2 separate regions of the Mus musculus genome follow, and region 2 is linked to region 1. The links are chromatin loops, found by intact Hi-C in ENCODE. Cell type or tissue: heart. All regions are shown on one strand.

The links. Hi-C counts contacts between places; a loop is a spot of excess contacts. Peaks named below come from ENCODE experiments on the same cell type or tissue, not always from the same donor. Only the 100,000 strongest peaks of a DNase experiment are listed, where the experiment ranks them.
Region 2: a loop joins it to region 1, with 3 times the contacts of the local background. A loop is called at or near these places in 2 of 42 quality-filtered maps.

The regions. Positions count from the first base shown.
Region 1 is chr6:140,713,802-140,716,301 of GRCm38, reverse strand. All of the region lies in intron 4 of Gm30215 (a long non-coding RNA gene), which reads right to left. Among named protein-coding and RNA genes, the nearest start is that of Gm30215, 35 kb to the right of the region's middle. In heart, a CTCF peak has its summit at 1,109 (motif pointing left); a DNase peak (open chromatin) is centred at 1,141; H3K27me3 peaks cover 656 bases.
Region 2 is chr6:140,592,909-140,595,408 of GRCm38, reverse strand. Plekha5 (pleckstrin homology domain containing, family A member 5) reads right to left here. Exons shown (of 31, transcript NM_144920.3): 31 at 503-1,854. The coding sequence ends at 1,760. Among named protein-coding and RNA genes, the nearest start is that of Aebp2, 29 kb to the left of the region's middle. In heart, no CTCF peak of the experiment used is centred here; a DNase peak (open chromatin) is centred at 1,488.

The sequences.
Region 1 (2,500 bases):
CACCAGTAAATGCTCTATCTATTCTAAGCTTCATCAGAGAAGCCCCAAGCCTCTTCTAGGATGGAGGAGGACAATTGATTTGGGCCCTACACTCTGTTTGAGTGTTGTAAGTATGTATCAATGCGTCTCCGCTAGCTATTACTCTGTTTGAGTGTTGTAAGTATGTATCAATGCGTCTCCGCTAGCTATTACTCTGAGTGTTGTAAGTATGTATCAATGCGTCTAACTATTACTCTGAGTGTTGTAAGTATGTATCAATGCGTCTAGCTATTACTCTGAGTGTTGTAAGTATGTATCAATGCGTCTAGCTATTACTCTGAGTGTTGTAAGTATGTATCAACGCGTCTCCGGATAGCTATTCACCAGCAGGCTGGAAACCCCAACAGGCACTAATGCTGGTGTTGAAGAATTTGTTCAAGAAGCCTTCTTTGGTGTCTGCCTTTACAGTGTTCCCCTGATTGGACAGACAAGGCCCCAGATTAAGAGTAATCTCTTTTCCTTAAAGTTAACTAATTATGGGTGCTATGTGAACCCCCTTCCAGGCAATAATTCAGTTAGTGTTGAAAATGCAACCAAAGTGAACGACACAAGAAAACCCCAAGGGTAAAAATATGATTTCTAGGCGTAAAAAAGAAAAAAAATGCATTGATATCTAAATGGGCTCCCTCTACTTTCTCTCCATGAACACACCCACTTGGACAGGTGGCACCAAACTACCTTCTAAAGAGATGGGGAAGCCAGTTGAGGCCTAATGTGTCTGGCGCTAGAAAGATGGAGAAATACACTCACAAACAAAGGAAGGGGCTGGCTGAGATGCCGCACCAAGCATCCTGGGGAAAATGCCTCCCCCTTGGTACCAGAACTGGGTTTGAAGGTCCAATGGTAAGATATGCAGAGCCCCGGTGCAGAGTTTATGCCCATGACTATAGAGAGTACTTGAATCCCTCCACAGTGATTTTACCCTAGAGCCAGGCAGAATCCCACAGTTCCTGACAGATACACGGGCAAATGGGCTTGCTTTGTACACAGGAAAAGACTTAAAAAACGATCCCAATTCAGGCTGAGCAGTGGCAGATGATTGACAAATCTGTGCTTGGAGCGCCCTCTAGTGCTCACACAGCGACAACACACCAACAGCGAGAAGCAATCTTGGATTTAGAGCTCCATCAAGTGCAGACATGGGTCGAGGTGGGCAGTGGAATGGTTTGGCAGGTAAAGGCGCTTGCTGCAAAGCCTGACAACCTGAGTTCGATGCCCAGGACCCACATGGTGGATGGACAGAACTCTCTTCTGTAAGGTGTCCTCTAACCTCCACATGTGGGCCATGGCACATGCGCACCCAGTCCTGTGCACTGGAGCACCCAAACACACCATCAGTCAATTAACTCTGAAACGTAATACACATGACTACAGGCTCAGAGAAAAACATTTCCTGAAAAATTAGATTGTGAGGTCCTAAGGAAATACTAACCCTTATATGCGCAGGATGATGTCATGCCAAGCATCAAGAGCCATCAGGGAAACAAGGCTTACCTAAAGATATGGCACCAGAGCCAGGCGTGATGGCACACACCTTTAATCCCAGCACTGGGGAGGCAGAGGCAGGCGGATTTCTGAGTTCGAGGCCAGCCTGGTCTACAGAGTGGGTTCCAGGACAGCCAGGGCTATACAGAAAAACTCTGTCTTGGAAAGAAAAAAAAAAAAAAGATATGGCACCAGGAATGGCCTGGATTACAACCCATGTAGACAGACACTCTGGGGAAGAACTTGAAAGAGCCACCCTGGGGAAACTCCTTGAGTTTTCAGAAGAGGATATTCTAACAGAAAGGCTTAAGCGGAAGACAGAAATGATTTCTTCAAATCAAACCGAAATCCCTGAGCTGAAAAATCATGAAACAAAGGTTTAGATGCAGTAGAGGTTCTTTATTTCGGAAGAAACCAAATGAGAGGGAATTCATGGGCTCAACAACAATCTATCTATGCAAATAAAGGTTGGGAGTGGGAAGAATAAAGAGAAATGGAGGAAGCTTGCAGAAATGGTGTCTCAAGAATTTATCACTGAATCCCAAGACACTAGAGACATGAGGGTGAGGGAACAGTTGGGTGGGTAGAGTAGCTGCTTGACAAGCTGAGTTTGCAGCCCAAGTGTGGACATGAAGACAGGCGCTGCAATTCGTATCCATTAGCACAGCTCAGTCTCATCCAAACCCAGGTTCAGCGAAGGATGCTGTCTCCTCGAAATAAGGAGGGGCTAGAGAGAAGGCTCTGAGGTTAAGTGTGCCTGCTGCTCCTGCAGAAGATCCGGCATGCATGGCCACTCACAATATCCCAGGTGAGGGGATATGGCATCCTCTTCTGGCCTCCACAGGCACCAGTCACACATACAGCGCACCCATACATAAATTCAAAACATGCATATACATACAAAATTTTTAAATATTTTTAGAAAAGAATACAAACTAAAAAAAAAAAAAAAAAGTCAAGCAGGAAGGTGGAGAAG
Region 2 (2,500 bases), 120 kb after region 1:
AGTGTGCACCACTATGCCTGATTCTTTGTGGTGCTAGGAACTGAATGCAGAACTTCATGTGTACTAGGTATGTCTATACCAACTGAGCTACATGCCCAGCTCCTGTGCAGTTTTGTGTTTTGAGACTGGGTCTCACCATGCAGCTTTGGCCCCTGGAGCTCACTATGTAAATACCAGGCTGTCCTCAAACTCACGGAAACCCACTCGTGTGTGCCTGCCTCTCTCTCAGGAGCTGGGATTAAACCCACTCGTGTGTGCCTGCCTCTCTCTCAGGAGCTGGGATTAAACCCAAAGGCCACGATGCCTGGCCCGTGAATATTCTCACTGCACATTGTTCCCTAATAGAAGGAGAGGACACCTGTCAGGCCACAAGCCTGTTTATGTTTCCTGTCTAGTGTCATTCTGTCACCAGAGTCACTTTTACACAACTAAAGTTCTGCTAGTGAAAAAGGCAAGCCACAGGTACACCTATGACAACTGGTCATTCCTTTTTTTTTTTTTTCCATTTTCTGTTTATTGTACTGGCCTGCTCTGGATAACAGACACCCTCTGCTACTGAAAGCAGGGAGCAGTGAACCTGACCCAGAAAGAAGGCGCCCTGCCCTGCATGATCTATTATCAATTAAGTCATTTTTTAAAGGCACAAAAATAACTTTTTTAAAAAAACATATGAGGCTGGGCGTGGTGGCACAACTGGTCATTCCTAACTCTAGCGAAGCTCCTCAACCCAGCACGGAAGCCAACCCACAACCACAGGAGCTTCGAGTCAAAGCGCAGAGCTACTACAAAGGCCAAGACAGGGTGAAGGCAGAGCCCAGGTGAGAGGCCGCTGTGCGGCCGGCTGGGGACACCTGAAGACTGCCTGCCTGACAGCTCATGCTGCTGTTACTCCAGGGCTACTCTGGAGTTTATAGGAACTCAAAAGCTCCCAGCATTGTAAGAGGCAGTGGATGCTGAGAAAACATATAGAAACGGCGTATAGATTCTCACTCCCATTTTCCAGGAAAACGATTTACTTGTAAGCACAAATTTCTGAGTAAGGGAGGTTCTGTGCACACAGTGTGGAGTCTGGTGTGTGTGAGGGACAGTGAGACAGTTTAGCAGTGCCTATGCCCTCACTGATAACTCAAGTTCAAACCTCAGAATGGACATAGGGGCAGGACAGAACTGGATCCACAAAGCTGTCCTTTGGCCTTCACACTCTTGTCATGGCACACTCATGTGGCATATCCATCACACATACACATTAGATATACAGTACACACATTACTATTGGGAACAGTAATAATAATAAAAAAGCCCCAAAGAAGCAATGAAGGAAGTCACCCTCAGCTCGCTCTATCCTGGCTCCAACCCAACGGTTTCGAAATGTCAAGCCTCCGCCCCAGACTACATCATAATCATGGCTTTGTCCAAAGGGCAGCCCTGGCTCCTCAGCCTGAGTGTGGGCAGGATGTCTCCAGGGCACAGCTGCAGCGCTGCCAGGAGGGCTGGCACAGGCCGCTCACTGCAGATTCTGCTGCACGTGTGGATGATGCTATGACAGACTGAGAGAAAATGCCACCAGAGACCCACTCCCTGCCAGGGCAATATGAGAAACCTGAACTACGGCCTGGACTTCACATACATGGCCAGGTGCTCTGGTGGGACATAGTCCAGGGTTAATTTGCTTGTATTGCTGTTCCAACAAATGGATAGAATCCAAGTAACATACTCCTAACACAAAGTACCAAAGGGAAGAGAAGACGTACTTCTGCGACTACACACACATGAAATGCGATCCTTCCCTGAGCTGTGGAGGAGTGGGCGGATCTGCTGCCGTGGAGGAGTCAGGAGACGGGGACAGACTTCTCACTAAAACACACCAAGAAAACAGAAGATAAGTATATACACACGCACACACATACACATACATCAATGTCGTTTGTCGTAACAAAGATAGTTGATATTGTGTGTGTGTGTGTGTGTGTGCACAAATGTGTGTATGTTTGTAGAGGTCAGAAGACATCTTACAAATCCAACTAAGGCTGGGCATGGTGGCACAGTCCTGATTCTAGCACTAGGGAGGGAAGCAGAGGCAGGTCTCTAGTTTGGGGCCAGTCTGGTCTACAAAGTGAATTCCAGAACCACCTTGTCTCGAAAAAACCCAAAGTGGAAAAAAGGAAAAAGGAAAAGAAAGAACAGTTAAAACGGGGCTTGTACCATCTGGCCTAGCCTTCCTTTTCTTGCTTTAAAGTCAGTTCCCAGGTATTTGTCAGAAAGTACTGTTGTATCTTTTCTAGTTCACACCATGGAGGTGTCAGTGTTACAGGCTTAGCACCACAGCACACCAACCCAGAGTGGCTCTAATGGTTCCAGAGCGGGAATCCCTGTGCTACTCTTTGGTATCAGGCCAGCGTGACATCGAGTTTAGAGGACTGAAATGGTTTTGCTTACAGAGTACAGGAGGCAAATGTGTAAGAGGCCCGGGGCTTGGGAGGCAGGGCTAGGAGTGAAGAAC